Regions from separate parts of the Mus musculus genome. Here all the other regions are linked to region 2. The links are chromatin loops, found by intact Hi-C in ENCODE. Cell type or tissue: left cerebral cortex. All regions are shown on one strand.

Region 1 (8,000 bases), 230 kb before region 2:
TGGAGCAGATCTATTTATCAGCATGCCCAGGGAGCGAGCTTAAGGCTTGGCACATTGGTGTTGAATGGAGCATGAAGAAGGAATGGAGGAGGTCACATAAATACTAAGCGATGACCTTCCGTTTGGGAGTTAGAGGCAATTCCTCAAGCACGGTTTTATGCCTTTAGAATTTATTTCTCTGGGTTCTAAGGTGCATGTGGATTGTAATACGAATGAACAATATGATCTGAAAAACTGTGACAAGAACAACTAAACACAACAAAACCCATAGCTACTAGCAAGAAATAAAAATATAAAATAAAAATAAGGCAGATGGGAGTTTCAGAATAACAAGGCTGGCTCTTTCACTTAGCAGTTCATAGCCTTTGTAACTTTAAACCCTAGAATACTTAACGTTATCAGTCTCTATGGCAGGACTTTCATCCACTGAACCCTCCAGCTGTCACTACTGCAGACTTTTACGTGCATAAGTTGATTTTACATAAATGGCTTAATATTTGTTTATCAAATATTTACTTAATGTGGATTCTATCTCTTTAGCCTCAGAACAAAAGCACTGGAAGTATGAGTAGCATAGCACAATGCTGAGCAATCACTTCTAATTAATTCTGAACATTATGATATTTGTAAACCCCCTCCCCTAATACTGATCATTAAAAAGCCATCTATCGATACCTTTCATAAAGTAACTTTGTAAACAGTGCATTCATTTATTAAACTGATCCTACAAAACTGTCATTTCCAATTTCTCATTCATGCCTAATTTGGTCTCTCTGTCCTTCAGCAAACCCATTAGAGAGTGGCTGAATCATGGTGTCATGAAACTGGATGAGCCCTTAGAGATCATTCTATCTAAGCGTCACTTTATAGACCAGGATATAAGGCCTGGGGAACTGATGTAAATTGGATGCAGGATTAATCTACTTAAGAAAAGTAATACCTTGTAAGAAGCCATCAGTAAAATCTAATGTAAAGAACTAGTCTCCAAAGTCTTTGATTTTAATGAGAAAAGATAATAGCATCTCTTTTTTTTTGGTCAAATGAATTAGTTTCGGGTTTATTAAAGTTTTAATATATTCTCTCAACTTTAGATTGGTTAAGGCAGACCAGACGAAGCATTTTCTGTTCCTCTCTGCCCTTCTGGGAGTCTGACAGCTCAAGACTACACAGAAACATCTCTTTTCCTTATTTTATAATGAATTCATTTGCCTCTAAGCAGGACCTTATTCCCAAATCTTCAGTTTATGACCTCTTACTAGAGAACTCAGCTGTTTCGACCCTAGTAACAATGCAGTTTTGGTATCTCAGCATATGGCTACCATTCTGTCATTTTTCTTATGATTATGCTTCTATTTTAAATTTAAAAATGACATAAGAATCGACAATTGTCAAATGGATAGTTTGTGTGTGTGTGTGTTTCTTATTCATTCATTCATATAGACATACAACCATGAAGCTATCTAGTTATTAATGGTTTTGTTGATATTGTTTTAATTTGTTGCTGTGTTGAATAGCACACCCAAGGCCTTGTACATTTTAGGCAAAGGCTCAATCACAAAGTTAAACTCTCAGCCACTATGTATAATAGTAATAATAATAATAATAATAATAATAATAATATCCTTTATGACTACCAACTTAAAAAAAAAAAAAAAACTTCCTAAACTGGTTGAGCTTCTCCATCGAAGGTGAGATCCTGAAAAGTCAGAAGACAGACCTGTTGCAGGAAAATAATGAGAAGCAATAATTCTTTTCCTGGGGCAATTAAATTTTGTTTATCATAGCTCTAGTGAGAATTGCTAGTCATAGAATCATTAATGGCTCAGGCTAAGGCCAGCAGAGAAGGATACAGAAAGGGAGTATCTAGAGGCCCGGCTATGAAGAGTGAAGGATAACACCACCGATCTAAATGTTAAGGATAACAACACAGATCTAAATGTTACTCCTTAACACCGCTGGTCTCAAGCATCTCTGCTTCTTACATGGGCTTCTTAGAAGACAGTTATGCCCATCACAAATCTACTCGAATAAACCGAGGTAACACTGATGCAAGGGATTTTTGAAGTTTGAGAGCACTGACTGTATAACACCTGGACAAACGTTAAATATTCTAAAGCAGCATGTGTCTAGTAGCCCCCAGAGAGTACCATTTTCTTAAAGAGTAGACTCCTTGTAGCAGCACCTCCTCTCTAAGGCAACATTGTCACTGTTCTGTGTGAAGCCAACAAATGGATTACAGAATCTCTGAAAGGCTCCTGCACCCTAAGAATCTGTTGGGGGGAGGACATTACGTGCATCGTTCCAAAATTTATTTAACTATAGAATCTATTTTTCCCCAGAGCAGTTGGTAAGCTTAGGGTTTTACAGAACACAGTTTCCTTTCTCAGTGTGGAAATAAAACAGTAATCGAATACATTCGAACTCCTTCTAACAGAGGTTTGAATCAATTCTCCTCGAGGATGGAGGGTGCCCGAACAAAGGACAGCACCAGAGCCCACTAGCGCAAGAACAATTTGATGCAAGACCCTAAGAAGTTCAAAAGAGGAAAGTAAACCAGAACAGAGGAGAATCCTGCAGTGCACTTTTTCTCATATACACAACGCAAGATGCAGGAAATAGCCAGGACAGTGTCCGTGAAGATGTTGAAAGAACAGACTAACTTTAGGGCCGGGGTAAAGTCCCATCCTTCAGAAGCCACATTACAGACTGTCCTGCCGTCCAGACTCTTTAGCCCGGTATGGAATAATGAACAAATAATTTAGCAGGCAATTCTCAGAAGCAATTGTGAAAGAGAAAGGAAAAAACATTTAAGTGACTCATACCGTTGACGGTGACTTTATTATGCACATAAATTATACACAGTCACAGGCTGTCTTTTCTCATCACTAATTATATTAAGACTTATTGAAGATTTCCCTAATGAAGGCACTTGCCTCAGAGTAGACAGTTTTGCAGAACCATGAGCAAGTCCCCAGCAATTAGCAATTCCTTAGGTTGTCACACACACTGGGTTTGTGCCCCTGACACTTCATGTTGATATATAGTTATGCATATAGATGGAGACTTAAGAGTTTTTAAAAAAAAAATTAAAAAGGTAACCACAAAAGGTGTTCCTGCGTATGACTCAGGACTTGAGCGTGCATCCCTCTCCCCAAAGTAACAAGCTCCCACCACAGCCAAAGGGAGGAAAGGGGAATACTTGTGAAACCTTATGTAAAATGTGGTATGAACTGCATGACCTGAAGGAAAGTACACAGGCAGCCTCTTCAGAAAGCCCATGAGCAATCACTAAGGCAGGGAGGGAAGAGAAAGAAAATGAAGGGGGCAAGGAAGGGAAGCAAGCCATGTTGATGCTTTTCATGAGCTGACTGTCAAGGAATCCAGCCCAAGGAACAACACTGGCTGAGAAGACAGCTGACGCATGAATGAGTCATTTTAAAAGTGGGAGGGTTGGAAGCTGGGTAGATAAGTCCTAAGTCAACGGTGTATACTGCTGCTACAGAGGACCCCAGTTCAGTTCCCAGCAACCACACCAGGCTGCTCACGATGGCCTGTACTACAACTTTAAGGGGGTCCGACGCCTTCCTTTGGCCTTTATGGGCATGTGCACACATGAGTAATTACGAATACATGCACACACACATAAGGAAAAAACAACAACAAAAAATAATGTAAATTTTCAGATTACTGTCAAAAAGAAATATTTCTCTCATATATTTTCTAATATATGTAAGAAATGAAGATATTTTCTACTGCAAATGTTCAAATATTAACGAGCCATTCTTAAAGCACAATGTGTGAGTTCCATCCCAGATATTTTTCAGGGAGCCTCATTAAGAAGACTAAGTCTGTGTTTATATCACAGACATCAGAACTACCTTGCAGCTTCTGACTTATAGTGGCTTTCTGCTCTGATTCTACCCAGTTCACATCTGGAACCAATCTATGATGTTATTTGGCAGAAATGGAAAAGTTTCTTTAGCACCCTTTGGGATGTAGCTTCTTAAGCCACCAGATGCTATGGTGTTGGGCCTTATTCGGCCAGATACTGAGACCTAGTGAGGAAGCCTGAGCCTTTGCTCGACTTTCCAGACCTGTCTTGCTCACTTCCAAACTGGACTGACTCAGCACGACCTGCTTAAGCCTGCCTTTGCCTAGCTACCACTGATGAAGAATAACTTTATTGGCCCTGCCAGTCACTCCATACCCTTCACCACCCTTCCCTGTCCCCTACTGTCATCTCGCTCACCAAAAATTCCTATCCCCTTCCTCAACCCTATATAAACAAAAGACTGACATAATAAAACGAGTTCCTGCTTGATAGACTCCCAGCCCCTGTGTGTTTGTTTTGGGCCAGCACGCTCACCATTCCTCTCAACCTCAGAGAGACTCGGCTGGACCCGATACTATGGTTTCTATTAAACAGTGAAATTAGGACTGCCCCTGTGTGGGGGACAAAAAAACGGGGTCCTGTGTCATCTCAGGGCTAGGACCACTGGGCAGGACTCGGGAAGTCTGACTACGCTGCAGACCCCATGAAACCACTGGGTGGGCATTGGATTATGAGAAGCCACAGGATCCTGCTCCAGGGGTGAGGAAAGGGCACTGTCTGGGGTCCCCGCTTTATTGTCAGAGTCGGGCTCCGACTCTCGGGCACCATAGAGCACTGGGTACCATGGAAGAGCCGGTTCTGGGGTCCCTGGGCCACATGGAGGCTAGGGATGACAGGTTCTCTCGCTCTGGGGTATCCCAGACGCCACTGCAGGTGCGGAAGAGCTGAGAACAAAGTGGAAACCCTCGGGGGACTCTGGCCTGGGGGGCTGAAGGAAAAAGGGAAGGAAGAGCTCTGGCAGGTTAGCACGGAGAGGAGAGTCCTAGGCTTCCTCAGGTGGCTAGCTTGGCTGGTGGCCATGGCTGGAGCACAGGGAGGCTTCCCGGTGGGAGGCTCTTTAGAGGGAAACCTGCTTCATTGCCCTAGCACAGAGGATCCTGATGAGAAGAGTCAGGCCATGGTTTTAAGGTGTTTACTGTAGAAAGGCAGAGAGAGGGAGAGTAGAGAAGCAGAGGGCAGCCAGGGCCATGTGGAAAGAAGGGGGAAGTGAGTGGGGAGAGAGGGAGCAAGATATAAGATACAACTTGCCAAACGCATGAAATTCAAGAAGAACGAAGACCAAAGTGTGGACACTTTACCCTTTCTTAGAAATGGGAACAAAACACCCATGGAAGGAGTTACAGAGACAAAATTTGGAGCTGTGATGAAAGGATGAACCATCTAGTGATTGCCATATGCAGGGATCCATCCCATAATCAGCTTCCAAATGCTGACACCATTGCATACACTAGCAAGATTTTGCTGAAAGGACCCAGATATAGCTGTCTCCTGTGAGACTATGCCGGGGCCTAGCAAGCACAGAAGTGGATGATCACAGTCAGCTATTGGATGGGTCACACGGTCCCCAATGGAGGAGCTAGAGAAATTACCCAAGGAGCTAAAGGGAACTGCAACCCTATAGGTGGAACAACAATATGAACTAACCAGTACCCCGGAGCTCTTGTCTCTAGCTGCATATGTATCAAAAGATGGTCTAGTCGGCCATCACTGCAAAGAGAGGCCCATTGGACTTGCAAACTTTAGATGCCCCAGTACAGGGGAACGCCAGGGCCAAAAAGGGGGAGTGGGTGGGTAGGGGATTGGGGGGGTGGGTATGGGGGACCTTTGGGATAGCATTGAAAATGTAAACGAGGAAAATACCTAATTAAAAAAAAAGGAGGTCAAGAGAGAAGAAAAAGAGTAAGAGAGCAAGAGAGCGAGGAAGAAGCAAGCAGCTCCTTTTATAGTGGGCTGGGTCATCCTAGCTGTTGCCAGGTAACTGTGGGGGTGGAGTCCCAGACAGAATACCAGGAGCTTGGGGCATCCACTACTTGACTGATGGCCACAAACCCCTCTGCAGGGGCCTGTGGGATGCTGTAGCTGTGACAGGAGCCAGGGGCCCAGGAGGTGTGGCTGAAGTCCTACTGTCCCATGAAGGTAGAAGTCATCACACAGGTCGAGAGGTCTGTGCTCGACCTGGAACCAGGCTGTCTGTGCACAGTGCACCGTCCCTCACCTGTGGTCCTCAAGTATGTCATAACCCTTACATAAGAACTTTCTTTTTTTATATATTTTTTATTATTATGTATTTTCCTCAATTACATTTAGAATGCTACCCCAAAAGTCCCCCATACCCTCACCCCCCCACTTCCCTACCCACTCATTCCCATTTTTTGGCCCTGGCATTCCCATGTACTGGGGCATATAAAGTTTGTGTGTCCATTCGGCCTCTCTTTCCAGTGATGGCCAATTAGGCCATCTTTTGATACATATGCAGCTAGAGTCAAACTTCTCCCATGCTTAAAATCTGTTCTTTAAATTGTTTTAATGAGTTTCAACTCTGGTTCATACCAGCTCATCCTGGATTCATTTTCTATGGGGAAGTATTTGGCTCTGCTGGAGGGGGGGGTGGCTTTGAAAACACACACACACATGAACACTCACACTTGCATACATGTCTGTATGTGTACAAGCCTTGATATCCCTCCACACATACATACACATATTCCATTCACAGCTATGATTTTAGAGTTCTGATCTCTATTTATGGCTCCGGAGTTCTGAAACTCTGGCTCTGTAAGTAATAGTGTTTGTCCCCCGAAGCAGGAGAACCTAATTGTGGATCCCTAGAACCAAAGTAGGCCAGGTACGGTGTGTATATCTGTAATCCCACAACTCCAATGGCATGATGGGAGGTAGAAATGGGAGAATTCAAGGAATCTCCTATAAGCCCACTAGTGTGGTAAGGTGAAAGGCAAGAATCAGTATCTTATGTAGACTTTATTTCCATACACATGTTGTGGCACATACACAAATACACAAACACACACACACACACACACACACACACACACATACACACACACACACACACACACACACACACACACACACATGTCCATCTCTAAGACTTCCTAGCTATTCAAACACCCTTGGCTGCTAAATAGTCAATTTGATCAAGCAAGCCATTCTTCTATGAGTAATGAAACATCGGGTCAATAGGTGATAAGGGGCTGATAAGCCAAATCAATCCTGCTGATCAGTGAAGTAATAAAAGGCCAGAGACACACAACATGAAAGACAACATTCTTGACTTTTATCCAACCTGTCCTAAGTGTTTATACTTGACAAAGGGTGGGTTCATGGTGCTGAGAGATTTCTTCTAGCAGCCTTGCATGGCTCCAATTCATTCAGAGTACAGGCTTTTGGAAGCGGCGAGCCATCCTAGCTTCCTGAATTCATGTATAAAAGATAAAGATTTTTAATCATTTAAGATTATAGCAAGTGTGATGATGACATCTGCCTCTCTCAGATTTTTTTCTGATGTACGTTAATAACAGAAACAGCTCCAGACAAAGAATAAGAGAAACCACGCCAGGCTCCCAGCTTTAGCCATTTAAAAGTAGAAGAGATAGCAAACATCTTTTAACATCTACCTCCTTCTCAGAACAAGAATAAAGGGCATCTCCCCCCAACTCACAAGGTAATTGAAAGTATTCATTTAGGCCATGTAAGACCATTTATACGGTTAAAGATGATAAAGCTGGCCTCTGATTCCATTGCCTCCCCAGCAGCGTTCTCTTTATGGCACATAACTGAATAACCACTTTCTCTCTCACAAGGCTTAGGGCAATTGTTATTTGCTTTTCTCGGTGAATAGGTGAATATTAAATTGTAGGAGTTTCACTGGTGAGATTAGAGAAATCATTCCTTAAAAGTGCAAAAAAAAAAAAAAAAGATGCAAAGTCTAGAAAACCTATTTTAGCCATAGTTCCACCCAGTGAAAAGGTATCCTCAATGACTGTGCTCAGAAAGCTGGATAGCCCTGTGCTGAACAGCGAAATCCAACACAGCCTGTACTCTGTACAACAGGCAAAACTTTAAGGTAAGGCCTGAAACCACAGAATGT
Region 2 (8,000 bases):
GCTAAATATAGACCAAAGGGGTCTGGGTCTGGCGAGCAGCGGGAGACTGAAGAAACGGCCATGGACGCATATGACTAAGTCTTTCCATTTTGTTCTAGCCAAACATCGTAATGACATTGAACATAAGGGCAAAAGACTGGAAGGAAGTCTTCCCCGCCCCCACCCCGTCTTCTCCGGTATATTAGGGACGTCATGAATGCAACCGGGTTGCTCTGGAGGGTGGCGGGGAGCAGTCGGTGTTGCCCTATATACGCGTCCTCCGAGGTAGAGGGGTGGCAGGGAGGGGAGCACGCGGAGAAGCCACTTGGTAACCGCTCCAAGAAAGACACTGACCCCGGACCCCGTTGCGGGGAGAGCCGCCTTCCAAGAGGGGAGCCGGTAGGATCGCGGTCCTCCCCCGGGGCAGACAGCACCCCACTGCCGCCCGCCGCCACCCCTAGCCCCGCTGGAAGCGGAGGACCAACCCCCACCGGCGGTGAGCAAGAGGACGACGCCCGGAGGATGCGCCCGGCTCCAGCAGCTCAGCTAAGGCAACTCACCGAACGGCGCGGCGCCCGACTGCTTCCTGGCGAACATGCACCCGCCGCCAAAGACAGCTCCTCAGTCGGGGGAAAGGCGTGCGCGCCGCCGCCCGGCTTCAGAGCAAGGTCCTGACCTTGCCCAGCTGCAGCATCCTCCGCTTTTGTTGTCGGAGCGCGGCCGCGGGACAAGTGATGCTGGCGGGGAGCAGGGGCGAGCGCGGCAGGCGAGAGGCGGCTCCCGACGCGAGTGCGCAGCGCCCGGCCCGGCCGCCCCTCCGAGCGCGGCGAGCGTAGCGCCCCCTGCCCGACTCGGCGGGCGCCGCGGGATGCTCAGGGTTCCGCGGGGCTCCCCGGGCTCGGGCCGGGCTACCGAGCCGCCGCGCCCGCCGCTCCGCTCGGCCGGTTGCCGCCGCGGGCGCGAGCCTGGGCCGCCCTGGCGCCCGGCGCCGAGCGCTCTCGAGCTGCGCCCTGCGCGCCGCCCGCGCCACCTGTGTCGCCGCCGCCGCCGCCGCCGCCGAGAGCGAGGCTCCTCCCGCCGCGCGCCGCAGCTCAGCCTCCGGCTCAGCCGCGGCGGCCGGCTCCGGCGCTTGGCTAGTGAGCGAGCGAGCGTCCGCCCCACCACCGAAACCTGCCCCGGGTGCGGAGCATGCCCAGTGCCGCCGAGAGAGCGCGGCGCCTCGCCACGCGAATTCCACTTCTGGTTTTCGCGGCGGCAGCAACAGCAGCAGAGATGGGAGGAGGCGGCTCAGGTTGGGAGAGGGCCGCGCATCCCCGGGAACAGACAGCACCCGAGATAGAGCCTACGCGGAGAGTTGATTCTGCGGGGCAGATGTTGGTCTGCAAAGGGGCAGCGATTGAGGGGTTTTAGAGTAGCTTGTGAGTTAAGGAGAGCACCGGGCCAGCCATGAAAGCTAGTGGATGGGGGTGGATGTTCTTGTAGATTCTAGGGTTCCAAAGCAAAGAACGCATGACGTCTGTGAAAGGTTCTTTCGTAGTGTTGGGGCCCCATCTCCACCACCTCCTGCTCTGATTATGCTTTATGCAAACTCAGTCTGGTTTTAAAATCTGGAATATGAGTAAACTTCCTACAAGGAAGACCCTTGCTGGATCTAGAGCTTTAATGAATTCTCTTCGTCTTCCTGTCACGTCTCACCCAGTTGTCTTCTTGGACACCTCCACGACTGTTTTCCTCTTCTCTTCCATTGTCCCGTGCTAAAATGAAAACTTTGCTCCTCCTCCACTGACCGCGGTGGAGTCTGTGAAGCTTGCTCCATTTCCAACTGAGATTTCCGAATGTCTCTCAGTTAGTCAGTCATTAGGCAACACAGAGTGCTAAATCTAGCAAGCAAAGTCACACTATGAAAAGTCTTGTTGGAAAACGAAACCCATGCCAAGTTCCAAGGCAGGCAGGCCCTCAGGACCTTCATCTATGTCCCTGTGTGGCTGCAAAGTCTGTCAGTCACATGCAGGACAAATACGTCCCATAATTATTCCACCAAAGATCCTTACTTTGAAGCCAGCCCACCCCACCCTACTCTTTCCCAGAGCCATTTTCTGAGACACAGATAAATGGACCAGGAACCCCGAACTTGTAATAAGAGGGGTTCCAGCTTCAGTAATCTCAGGGACATTTCTATTCAGTTTGCAAGAGATTATCCAACAAGGTCAAAATGCTTGCATTAAATCTGAGATAGCCTCTATTATTCTCTGGAGTTAGTGAAAGGCTGAGGCAAGTGGAAAGAAAAGTTAAGCAGACTAAATATGTAAAGGAACAGACAAGAGATTGAGTAATGACTGTTCACAACAGGGAAATGTGCACCGTCAGTCATTCCATCTACCTCTAGTAGGCTCAGTCTCACTCCCAAAAGTTGTTCTCCAGTGTAGGTTCTCCTTCGAAGCTGGTGTGACATTAACATAGCCTGATTCCTGTGAGGGAAGATATGTGGTCATTTGCAGGTTTGGTTTTTTGTTTTTTTGTTTTTTTGTTTTTTTTTTTCCCACATCAGCTTCAGTTGAATCTGGAATTTGGGGCTTGTAAGGCACACCAGCTGTCACATCTCGTGTGTGTGTGTGTGTGTGTGTGTGTGTGTGTGTGTGTGTTACATAATAAAAGATGCGCTTAGCCTCTGTGTGTCTGTTTCTGTTTGTACTTGTGTGATTTGTATGTGCTAGCATGTGTGAGAGATACGTGTATGTATGTATGTGAGGCATGTGGTCTATGTGAATATGTGTGCTGATGCCCGGAGACCAGGGAGAACTCAATAATGTTCTTTTCTGTCCCTCTTGGCTTTATTCTTTAAGACTTGGTCTTCCACTGAACCTGTGAACTTAGAGGCTAACAAGCCCCCCAAAACCTCCAGTCTCCAGGTCCCCTCAAGACTTGATTTACAGGTGTGTTACATGGCCTCACCAGTCATTCTATGGGGGTCCTGAACTCAGGTTCTCAAACTTGCAGAACAAGCACAATTACTGAGCCATCTCTCTGGATCCCTGTTTTTCTCCTTATGAATTTTAAGGAGTCAGTAAGTCAGTGGGGACAGGGAAGAGACTAAGACAAAATCAGATATCGTAGTAGGTGCACAGATCCTATCCTTATAGCATATACATATGTTTATATCCAAAAAGATCCAGTATGAGAGAAAAGTTGTTTGCTTTGCTTTATGAGAAATCGCAAAATTCCCATTGATTTATTGATCGCTATGGCAACACCCATGATCAGTCCCTGAAGAACTTCTTGTGGTAGGTGTGGGATCTTTAAGAAGCAGACATGCCCTAAACAACAAGGATTTCATTTACTCTTTGATGCACTTCGTTGAAACATTTATGATTTCTGTCCTTCCAGATTTATTTGTAACTGGAGATATTATTAAGTTCACAATTAGATAATGTGAAAACTAGGGTGAAGTGTTCCTGTGTGGTGCTGAGCCTTCGGACGACTCGCTGCTGCCATCTTTTGCTTGCTGCTTCTGACAGTTCCAGTGAGGAGCAGAATCCTAAATTCACACATCCACTCTGAGTCCAGAAAATTGTTATTCTGGTGGTTTCGAATTATATTGATCAATGAATGCTACATGGCAAATCGTTATTGTCCCTCGTCTGTTTGCACATCATTAGAGCAACGCAGTGTAGAAATCACATCTCAAAGCAACACGTTTCTCTTGATTTTTCAAAATCAACTTAAAATATGAAGCAAACATTTTTACATGGAAGTTTGGCTTAAGTTTTGAGAATAAAATGTATTAATGAAACACATTTTGTAAAGTCATATGTCAAGTTTTAGAGTTCAGATTGTGTTGACTTTAGAAGAAAATCTCTTTATTGGTAAAATATCAAGATAATGAAATTTAACTAGGAAATGGTGGTTTGACATTTTTAAAATGTATTACCTGTTGATGTTTGTTGAAATTTAGAAGTATAACTAGATGTCAACAATTTTATTTCTGTCCTGTATTTAAGTACCAATAGTTGTGGTAATTTCTTAAAATTTGTAATTTATAGGCAGGAGCAATGTCTCAGAGGTTAAAACCACATACTGCTCCTGGAAAGGATCTAACTTTGGCTCCAGCACCCATGTGAGACAGTGTACAACCACCTATAACTCGTTTAAAAGATTGGACACCTGCTTCTAACCTCCACATGTACTGTATTCTCATGCAGATACATATAGACATATAAATGATTAGAATAAATCTTTTTTAAAATACCATTATTTAAATTCTACAATGAAGTTTCTGTAACAGTAACCCATCTGTGTAATATGACATCTGACTTATATGATGAATATTATTAATAACAAGCATAAAAGATACAGCATGTTACTTTAGAATGATACTGCGAAAGAAAGAGAGAGGGGGGGAAGGGAGGAAGGAAGGAGGGAGGGAGGGAGGGAGGGAGGGAGGGAGGGGGGAAGGAAGGAAGGAAGGAAGGAAGGAAGGAAGGAAGGAAGGAAGAAAGAAAGAAAGAAAGAAAGAAAGAAAGAAAGAAACAAAGAAAGAAAGAAAGAAAGAAAGAAGCGATTAACTAATCTCCCTTAGCCACACTTGCAAAGAGCAGGGCCAGGGTCATTTGATTAAAAACTTTGCACTCTGAGTAGACTCTCTTATTACACTAAAGCTCATATGATGGGAACATTCTTTCATTCTTCTATTTGTTCATTCAGAAAATGCTTATTGAGTATCTACTGTGGTTACTACTGGGATAAGTTTATAGAATCAATAAGGAACAATAGAGCAGATGATGAATTCCCTATGACTATAAACTAGGGTTATTGAATAAGAATAGAAGAAAGCATCCGAGGGGGAGATCCAGCAGAACTTATGATTGAAAACATGCTCATCCTCACCCCGTGTCCTGCAGCAACTCCACACTTCCTTATCCTTCCCAAGCAGCCACCAAGTGGAGTCCAAGTGTTCAAAGGTCTGAGCGTATGGGTCCATTGTCAATTATACCCCTGCAGGTAGCATGGGGAATAAATAGTGCCTGAAGTCCTAACACAAAACCAGGAGAGGTCGTATTCGGTAAGAGCTGAGTTCTTCTGATATACAATGAAGTCAGGTCTTATACTGACAGAAAGACTCGGGGCTCAGTGAGGGGTATAATAAAGTCCCTCACAGGTATCGAGGTCACGGTTTGTTCTGAAATCTCTGAATTCTATGTGGCCTGGTAGATGTAGAAAAGGACACACACCAATCATCAGAAATGGACTGTGGATCAGGGGTCTAGGCCAACAGAAATGGATGACTTCGCTACATTTACGAAAATACATCATATTGCAGAGATGAGGCTGGAGAAGAAGCTCTCCTGGATGCTGGAGCATAGCCTGTGGTGGTCACTCTTGCTGTGATAATACACCATGACCAAGGCAACTTACAGAAGGAAGGATTTATGTGGGCTTATGGTTCCAAGGGGTTAGAGTGCCTGGTGCAGCAGTGAAGGCATGGTGGCAGGAAGAGGACAATTAAAACTACCTTGAGATGCTAGCTTACACCTGTCAGAACAACTAAGAACAATAAAACATCTGACCACCCATGCTGGTCAGGATGTAGAGTGAAGTGGAACACTCCTCCCTTGCTGATGGTAGCACATCTTTGTACACCCACCATGGCAATCAGTGTGGCAGTTGCTCAGGAAGATGGGAACCAATTTTCCTCAAAGATCCCGCTGAGCTACTCCTGGACATAAATCCAAAGGACTCTTCACCCTACTGCAGGGGCACTGCGCTACCATGCTCATTGCTGTTCTATTCACTTATAACCGGAAATTAGAAAAAACCAAGATGTCCATCAACAAATGAATTGGTAAGGAAAATGTGGTGCATTTACATAATGGAAGACACAGATAAATGGGTTGAACAAGGAACAACTCATACTGAGTAAGGTAACCTAGACACCGATAAACATGGAATGTATTTATTTATATCTGGATGTCAGTAGTTAATTCATTGCCATATAGCCACAGAGGTTAGGTAGACAGCAAGAGAGTAGGGAGGAGGGATGTATTTCCCTAAGGAAAATAAATAAAGTAGACAGTTGTGGATGCATGAGCGTGGGGCAGGAATAAGAGAATCAAATTGGTAAGTGGAGGGAAGAAGAAGACAGGCCCAGCTAAAACTGAGGGACATTTTGAGGGGTGATATTGAAATATATAACAGTATAAATTTACTTTAAAAACCAATTTAGGAAGACAATTGAAGTGAAATTGCCCTAACTGTCCATCTCTTGTCACCAAATGAAGCTTCCAGTGCCAGGAAGGAATGAGTTACATCTAACCAAGTTGTTGGCCCAAGAGCCCCCTTTAGAATGCCCAAACAACCCAGGCTATTGCCAAGGCTCTTAGTTGCTTTCCTCAAACTTACAGTTAGGCTCTATTGCTGATGGAGACATCTATATAACTCATTAAACATGAAGAAGTCAAGCTAGTACCTAGCTGGAGACTTCATCTCTACTATGCAGTATTTAAAGTAATGGAATGTGCTCCCTCTGCTACCATTGGACAAAGTAAACACCAACACAGCTAGATAGTCTTTGATACGCAGTAATGATGTACCTGCAAGATACACAGTGCATCGGGGGCCCAAAGCTTGTGGGAGTAACCAACCAATCAATATCTGATTGCATTTAGGAGCCACTCCATAAGATGTAACCCATCCCCTATGCTGTTCAGGTGGCAAGAACCTGAGACTGGACAGGCCAGGGACCTAGAGTAAAACTAAATACTAGTTTTCAGCTAAAGAAATGTAGCCATAAAGTGACTCCTAATAATATTCTGTTGTGTTCATCCATCAGTGCCTTGCTCAGCCATCATCAGAGAGGCTTCCTTCTGCAGTAGATGGGAGCAAACATGGAGACGTGATGATATACAGAGACTGAGAGTCTTTGGAACGCTTACTCTTAAATGGAATGTCTTCAGCAACTCCATTCCCAAAAGGTTCAGGGAATCCTGAAGAAGTGTCAGAAAGAATTCAAGGGCCAGTGGTATGGAGGTTACCAAGGGAACAAAGCCTTCTAAACACAGCAGGACATGACCAACTCACAGAAGCTGTGGTAGCATGCACAGGGCCTTCATGGGTCTATGCCAAAATGGGGTCCCAGTGCTGATAGAAATGGACACAAGTACCCTTCTGTAGGCCACATGAGATTTCTAATTTACAATCACTCACAAGTTGAAGAAGAAGAAGAAGAAGAAGAAGAAGAAGAAGAAGAAGAAGAAGAAGAAGAAGAAGAAGAAGAAGCAGCAGCAGCAGCAGCAGCTTCCTCCAAAATTCTCACTCGGTACAAACACTGTTAAGATTTAATGAAGTTTTAGTTTCTGTGCCCACAAGTAGATGGCCAAATACAAAACAAACCCAGTGTCATCTATGGAGGTTCTTTGCCTTGTAATGTTTTGTCAGGACATCTACCTATCTATCTATCTATCTATCTATCTATCTATCTATCTATCTATCTATCTATCTATCTATTTATCTAATATATCTATCCATCATTCATCCATCTGTTTTACTGTACAAGTCCTCTGTGTACATATTATGACTGTTGGTTTTGCGATTTGTATGAGCTTCCTGTGTGTGCAAGTGTGTATCTGCTACTGTATCCATTTCTTATGTTTTATTTTGCTCTTTTTATTCTGTGTGTTTTATCCCATTGTGGAATTGTTTATGCTTTCTCTTATTTTATTAGTATTCTATCAATCCCTGTCTGTTGTCTAAAAGGAGACAGAAAGGGTGCAGATGTGGCTAGGAGGAAAGATGGGGAGGGTCTAAAATGAATTAGGGGAGGGGGAAGCGAGATGAGACTATATTTCATGAACAGAAGTGTTTTCAAAAAAAGAAAACTAGGGAAAAAGCTTTATCGGGTGGAGGTTTCCTGTAATCTCTCTCTTCCTCTTACTAATGATATATCGTGGGAGTGCTTTCTTCACATGGATTTTCTCTTAAATTAAAATTAAACCATTTTCAGTGAAATAATAGTTGGTATGGTCCGA
Region 3 (8,000 bases), 140 kb after region 2:
GTTTTCCAGCCAGTGATAAATTTTCGTTCAAAAATGTTCTTTTTTTTTTAACTAAACAATCTCCCCAGATGATAAAATACAGCACAGAGTGTTTCTTATGTCATGGTTAATTCCTGTATGTGTTGCTGATTAATTGTACACCCTAATATTTATGCATCATTTCATTACTTGCAAAGTTTCTTCATGCTTCCCTTTTATTTCATTTCACTTCAAATTAAGAGCAGTCATTGGCAACCAACTTCAGGGATGCAGAAGGGAGTCAAAGAATAAAGCGATGTAACCAATATGAAAATACAAACTCATTTTCAGAGCAAATGATTATCAGTAACCTTCCCTACTCACTAAACACATCACGGTCATTTAGACAGGATCTTCCCATGTGCTTACCTGTCTTGCTTCTGTGAATCTTCCCAGGAAGATAGCAATGCTCCCAATTAACTGATACAGTGTCTGAAATTAGCCCATGTAAACGCCAGAACCTAAATTAAAACCACAGTATTTCACTGTGGGCTATAAAATATCTTCCTGCATCCAGATTAGGTATTTTCCTTCCTCATTTAATAGTCTATATCAATGAATTTTTTATGATGAGAGAAGAATGTGGGTTCATATTTTTCAGGTCAAATGATTAAATATAAAATAATTTATAGTTGGTTCCTGGAGATTTCTGTTGACAGTGTCTTTTTTAAATAACCATTTTGAATAGCAATTTTCTGCCAAATTACCAATTTCTCTTCCCTGCAGTGTATTATAACAGCAGAGACAGCTCCTGGTGGAGCTGATTCAAATACTACAATATAAACAAACTGGACATATTTAACACACATTCACTGTTATTTAATTTTTTATGAGAGATTTCTCTTGGACAAAATTTGAATAGTAGTGCAGAAAAGAAAACCTGTGGAAGACCCATGATTCTCAACTACTGGTTTCAAAATACTCAAAAACACTTAAGAAACCATAATGTCTTTTTCTTATATCTTAAACCTTAAAGGGTCTAAATATAAAACATTCGGAAGGAACTCTGTTTTTTTTTTTCTTCTTCAAATAATCAATTCTATGTTTTTCTCATATTGCCCCAAACTGGACAACTATATCCTAACCCTGCCATTTGCCACAGCTCAGGAGATATTGGGAAAGAGGAGGCAGAGAGAAAACTGGCCCTGCCACTCTTATGCCAGGAGGTGACAGAGGTGCAGAGGCGATGCGCTCACCCCTCACCACCTGTCGCAGCCATTGGGAGATCTGGCCCTTGAGTCGTGAGAGCTGGTAGGTTGGCCTTTTCCCTTACCAGTTGCAGCACCCAAGAGAGCAGCTGTGCACCTTGCCTGGGCAGCTGGATATGAGTGCAGGGGAGCTGACCCCATCACTTGTCTCCTGTGAGTTGGTGTGGTTGCAAAGCAGTCAGGGGAGCTGGCTCAGCCCTTCACTCTGTGGGCTCCTTACCTCAACTGGGCAGCACAGTAGAATTGGTTCTGGAGGCATAAATACAGGTGAGGGTTTGCGGGCCTGAGAGCAGGAGAGATGCACCTGACTCCTGTCAATGGTGGCTTTAGGTGACCAGTCAGAGTAGTGCTGGAGAGCTCATCCTGGTGGATAAGGAAGATCCTGCATCTCAGATACCATCTCAACCCAGATCCAGGGCTTTGAATTGGCCCACCCCCAAATCTGTATCATCTGTGAAATTGAAATGTTGAGACATGTGACAGGCCTGTCATAACCAGGAGGAGTCCTGGTTAGGAGCTAGTATTGTTGGTGTCACAGAAACCAAGCCAACGTCATTGCAATGAACATTTAGCAACGGAAGATGCGTAGACACAGGGATATATATATATTACACACCATGGCACTACGGTTTCCATGATGATATGTCTTCTGTGCTTTTGTTTGTTTGTTTGTTTGTGGTATTCATTTATTTATTCTTGGGAGGTTGCAAGAGTGGCGGTGGAATCTGAAGGGACAGGGAGATGAATGTCAATGGAGAAATGTTTAAAAAAGAAAAACAGAGAAGAATATAATAGCCAGAAGGTGGAGAGAATGCTATAAAATACTGGCTGTGGTCATGACCTGGCTGTCATAATCAGGAACTCACAGTAGCTATGGTTACCAAAGTGATACAAGATCAAGCCAGCCAAAGTTCTAGCATACATGAGTTAGAGGATATCTAGGCCCCGCCCTTTCCTTAGGAGTCATTGGCAGTGGATGGTTGCTGGCAGAGGGGCATCGTTATTGAGGGTACACCTGCTGATGATTCCCCATGCTGCAACGGATGCCCATGCACAAGGGGGTGGTACCAGCAGGACTTAGTAGGCTATCAAAAACAAAAAACAAAAAAACAAAAAACAAAAAAAAAAAATCAAACAAACAAAAAAAAACTGGGAGGGATGTATGTTGGGGAAATATGAACAGAATTGAAGAGGGTGGGTATATATGTGGCACTGTTTCATTACATGCATATATAAAATTCTCGGAAAATAGTTAAAAGTCAAATTTAAAATTAAGTAGTTTTCTTAAGCCCTTAAAGTTTAGAAGTACTAGGGAAAGGCACGAAGGAAAATTCATCTGGGATGATGTGTGGAGGTTGCTAAGTGACACGCTAACGGACTGCAAGTGCTGGTTTAATACAATGGTGGAGTGGAATAAACTGAAACCTCATGGAGGAGAACAGATTAGATGTGCTTTGCTCTAGGAATCAATACATATCATAACCACATATGTTGACAAGTTTCCGTTGTGTTATTTCAATACCTCTGAGGGGAGATTTATTAGGAACTATTACTAAAATGAATTTTTAATGCTGAGGTATTGATCCCAGCGTAAGGTATACACCGAAGTAAAACTCAGTTGTGATTTTTAGATCGGTGATTCAAAAGAGTGACTCATCTCATCGCCGTGGAGATTCCAGGGGCTTAGAAGCTTCAACAGCAGAACTTACATCATCCAATTACAGGAATTTACTCACAGCAGTAGACATCAATTAGATGGAGTAATCTGAAATACAATAAAATGATTGGTTACTTCTCTAATATTGTCTTATTTGACGTGTAAGAAAAGCCTTCATAATTTGTAAGCAGTGGTGTTGAGGCCAACAGTGTTCATGCACATGTGTCTGTGCATGTCTGTACATGTATCACATGTAACCAGAGATGATGAGGTCAACTGCTCATCCTCAAAACTTTAGCTTAGCTCTGCACATGTATCTGTGCATGTCTGTACGTGTCTGTACATGTATCACATGTAACCAGGGATGGTGAAGCCAATAGTGTTAATCTATGGACCTTTAGCCTAGCTCTGCTCATGCATCTATTTGCCCATAGTTTCCTTACAGTTATTTATTCCAGAAACAAAATTCATTATTTTAGGTGCATGGGACAATGTGGTCATGCGTTCAACTCTTGAAGAACCTACTAGTGGGATATGCTGGTTCCATGTGCAGCACTGCCCTCTACTGGGCAAGGAGAATCCTTATGCTGTCAGTGGCTTGCTTAAAGACAGATTGGTAGATAATTCACAAACAGATGACACACAATGAACTACCAATGAAGAGACTGAATAAATTATTACAGACTATTACAATGTTCAGTTTGTACATCTAGCACGCTAATTTATGTTGTGGGATGTTTTGAATAAACTGATTTAATTTAAGAGTGAGAAGCCTGTGCATGATGTAAGGTTTTCACTCACATCATTTAAGACTTAAACATGGGAAAGGTGATTGGTGTAATGCATTAACTACTTGCAGTATTTAGGACCAAGTCATACTGAGGAGGAGTCATGCTATTTGCTCGGATTCTTGATTAAGAGGTGGGGGACCAACAGACTTCATTTCTTTTATGCCTGTCTGTTCCAATGTAGGGCAGAGGGTATAGAAATAAATACTAAAGTAAGACTACTTCTTAATATAAAACAAAAAGGTCAGTGTGCTCCCAAAATTCAAACTGAAGTCATATTGAGTAACAATAGAAAATTATGAACGTTTAAATAAGTATACTTAAACTATTTTAACATCCTGGACAATGGTTCACATTAGATGTCAGAAAGTCCACAGGTAGCCAAACACCCACTGGGGAATAACATCTCTTTCATTGTTTTCACGACAAACATTCTGATGAAGTCCACAGTTTTTAAAAATGTTTATGACAGTTTAATATTTGTCTAAACAAAACTTAGGAGATAAACCAGCTGTTCCATAACATACTCCCTTATAACGCTTATGAAAATACTCCATAGAACTTAAGTAGCAAATTGCTTTTTAAGAAATATGTAAACTAAGGTGGGATTCACATCTTTCTGTGAAATCTTGGAACAACAAGAAGGAATGAACTTATATGCTAAGGAGGGGCAAAGAGTACACAGGGTACTATGATATCTGGTAGATTACTCATGGGAAATAATTTCTGTTAAATCACTCCTTAATTAAAAGAAAAACCACCTAAGAGTGAATGGTCACTGGTTCACTCCAGCAAGGATATCTTCTTTATGATGTCTGTCAAGGATTCTTAGGCATAATGGCAGTCCAAGAAAGTTGTACCTTAAGCAGGAGCATATTATAAGAGTTCCAGAGACACTTAACATAATTTACAACTTCTTTAAACATCATGTCTGCTGTGGTAATTTGGTAGGTTTTTTTATATTGTGTCTGTCTACTCCGTTTTCCCGAGCCTACTTTAAACACTGTGACACACTAAATTCCAGTGAACGCCTGGGAAGTAAAGAATGTGCCACAACCAGTCTCTCAACACCTAAAATGGTTTTCCATTAAAATGCTTTAATCTGAAAACACACATCATTGACATGAGACCCTGTAGATCCTGCTCCCGCTGTCTTTCCAGGTGTACACAATGATGGTGGATATGCGTTCTGTGTATCACAAAAGTCACATTGTATGTATCACAACAGTCACATTGTTAGGTATCTGCTTCATTGATACTAGAGGTCTTGTTTAGAGAACATGAGAACATGGAAATAATTTATGTGATCTGTAAGAAATATGGATATGAAAGAGTGCCTTTTTCATAATCTCTAACTAAAGTCCAGCACTTTCGTATTTACAGATACAGTGGCACAAATAAGAGAGACTTTACCATATATAAAATGATCTTCATTTTATGCTATTTTTTTCATGTTGCAGACATTCAAACTGTCACTAAGTCACAATTAATTTAAATGGCAGCGGCCACTTGAAACAGTACTAGAGTTAATTACATGATATCAGGTAATAAAATCCACAATGCAGCATGTGCATCTTCATATTTATTTTTGCAGTGGCTGCATGATTGTGTTTAGAGCTGATCTCTTCATCATCACATTTAGAGTCTTCTATTTAAGAACAGTACAGTCAGGCAACATTTCAATTGAAAAAAAACTAGAAGGTTTATTTAAAAGACTACCCTTGAAAATCAAAGAAAAAGTCAGTGGATGTAACAGGAAGGAAATAGCAAGCTGCTGAAAGCTGGGATAAAAGCTGAGATCTAAAGGAGTGATAGATAGATGGAGAGAGATAATCAATTCTATTTATGTTTATGTATGTCTGTGTAAATAAATTCCATGTGTGTGTTGATGCCCAAGGAAGCCAGAAGAGGGCAGTATATCTTCTGAAGTTGGAGATACAGACATCAGACTCAGGAGCTGAGAACTGTACTCAGGTCACCTGGAAGAGCAGCAAGTGCTCTTAGCTGCTTAGCAACCTTTCTACCCCATCAGAAGCAAAATTTAATAGTTACCAGAGAGTGTGTTTGTGAACTTTACATTTCTTTAAAATAAGAGTGACCATGTGTAGCCATGGAAACCATTAAAATGTATAATTAAAAATGTGATTACAGAAAAGTGTGCCAAGAATTTATGGCGAATGTAAACTTAAGCAATTAGGGAGAAAAAGACCTAGTTATGTAAGAAGGTGTCCCAGTGAGACATGGGCTATCTCAGCATCACCAGGGATGAAGTTGCAAATAAAAGTACTAAAGGGGGATTAGTAGATTCATGTGAGCAGTGGGAAGCTCAGAAGTTCAGAGGACAGATATAGGCAATGATACATTTAGAAAACAATCAACAAAATTGACATGTGTGTGTGTGTGTATGTGTGTGTGTGTATGTATGTAAGTCAAACCTTAATCATAATAATAAATTTGCACTGATCATTTGAGTAATGAAAATTGATTATATTATGAACAGCTTAAAACAAGATTATTTCCGGGGACAAAGAAACATGTCTGGCATCAAACTTGCATGCAGTTGGGGATTATTTTGGACTGCTGACCCTGTGCTGAGCCATCATGTCTGGTTTGTGGAGGAGACTGGAATCCAAGGCTTTGTGCATGCTAGGCAAACAGCCTATCTATCACCTTGCTATGTTCCCAGCCTAAAGACTGAAATGACATAAATCTCTTGAGAGTGACAATGTTACCAAAACTGACAGAAAAAAAAATGAAAACCCGAAAAGTCCGACACGAAGCACAGTGATAAATTATGCGCTAAGCATCTTTACACGTTTAAAATTTCTACTTTTCAAAGTGTTGCCATCGGAATAATTTTCTGGTCTTTGTCACACATAAATCTTTTTTTCTTGGGAATTCTGTGTTAAAAGTCAGTAGTGTTTTGCAGGCTAAACCTACAAAATGTGAAGATATTTAAAGAATAAGGAAAATAAAATGAAGCTTATACACATTGGAATGAAATGAAGTTACAAGACACAAAAAAGTGAGGTTGAAGAGAAAAATTATAAACCACACCATAATGTTAATATATGAGGCAAATGAAATAAACTTTAAAACATGTCAGAGTATAAAAGCACCGAACATAATAGGAGTAAACCAAGAATCCCACAGATCTTGCGGAGTACCGTCACTATAGAGAGAACACATCTTTGGCTGATTTATTTTCTTAAGTATCAGGGAGTGCAGTTTCCAGTCTGGCAAGTTTTAAATACCAGCTTTTCATAGATACAGACTTGCTTGTTTAAGTAAAGAAATAAAGGAGACCCAGTGAGTATCATCAGATAGCTTGTATCTCTCACCCACAGTAATCATTAGCAAGGTTACTCCATTTGTGTATGGCATTACACAAATGCCCACAATTCTTTTTTCTTCAAAACATATTTACTTGGGTGGAATTTCATATTATTATAAGGATGTCAGTTCTCTGTTGTTTAAATTTAAAACAGTCATAAACAAAATTAAGAATAGGCCTTTTTGGAATTAAACATTTGACACTAATATTTATGTAAAAATAAACACTTGAGCATTGAAAAAAATTAGACTACTGTAAACTAAATTTATCAGAGCTTAAAACATCACATGGCTCTGGTAATTAAAAATCTGTTACTGATTAAACGAACAAAGAGAGTAACAGAATAGAAGACAAAGATGCTAAATGGATCTCTGTAGCTGTGGAAATATAAAATGCCTCTCATGAACCAAGGAAGCAGAGGTAAGAAGGTTTATCTCCTGTGAATACTGAGAGGAGTCCGAGCGAGGAAACCATGTGAAATACTGAGGTCTTATGGCTCAGTTCTCTATGTGTGACAGTTACATTTGAAAAAGTGCAAGGCAGAAGCATTGTGAGGTGAAGATGAAAACTAGTGCGGAATATTTGGAAGATGTAGCATACATAAAGTTCTGTCACTTGTATGCTGTGGAGAATGCTTCAACATAAACACAAAAGAAAGAAAGAAAAATAAAAAAAATAGGAAAGTGGGCCCAAGATTTAAATGAACATTGTTCATGCATTACACAAATGCCCACAAACAGCTAAATTTGTAAAAGGAATGGGAAGTGCAAAATGATTTCGGTCATGCAAAATGAGTTAGAATAATGAGATCTTCACAGATACTTACTTAGATGTATATATATATATATATATATATATATATATATATATGAATATTTATATATAATATGTACATTTAGTTATCAGAATCATGAAATACTTGAAATTTAAAAAATCTAACCCAAATGACCATATGTAAACATTTAAATGAAAAAAAATAACCTATCAATGAAAAA

Evidence for each region. A loop is a pair of places that touch in the nucleus more often than their neighbours do. Peaks named below come from ENCODE experiments on the same cell type or tissue, not always from the same donor. Only the 100,000 strongest peaks of a DNase experiment are listed, where the experiment ranks them.
Region 1: it touches region 2 in a loop (2.5-fold over the local background); 3 of 42 quality-filtered maps call a loop at or near these places.
Region 3: a loop joins it to region 2, with 3 times the contacts of the local background. A loop is called at or near these places in 3 of 42 quality-filtered maps.

What each region holds. Positions count from the first base shown.
Region 1 is chr15:30,396,204-30,404,203 of GRCm38, reverse strand. All of the region lies in intron 2 of Ctnnd2 (catenin (cadherin associated protein), delta 2), which reads right to left. Among named protein-coding and RNA genes, the nearest start is that of Gm41284, 100 kb to the left of the region's middle. In left cerebral cortex, no CTCF peak of the experiment used is centred here; a DNase peak (open chromatin) is centred at 3,399.
Region 2 is chr15:30,165,703-30,173,702 of GRCm38, reverse strand. Ctnnd2 (catenin (cadherin associated protein), delta 2) reads right to left here and starts at 1,169. Exons shown (of 23, transcript NM_008729.3): 1 at 540-1,169. The coding sequence starts at 576. Gm31953 (a long non-coding RNA gene) reads right to left here and starts at 533. Exons shown (of 2, transcript XR_875097.3): 1 at 1-533. In left cerebral cortex, CTCF peaks have their summits at 588, 794 and 3,469; DNase peaks (open chromatin) are centred at 539, 1,194, 1,701, 3,473 and 1 more place; H3K4me3 peaks cover 1,736 bases; H3K27ac peaks cover 1,510 bases.
Region 3 is chr15:30,024,893-30,032,892 of GRCm38, reverse strand. No RefSeq gene overlaps it. Among named protein-coding and RNA genes, the nearest start is that of Gm23033, 140 kb to the right of the region's middle. In left cerebral cortex, a CTCF peak has its summit at 3,452 (motif pointing left); DNase peaks (open chromatin) are centred at 2,916 and 3,430.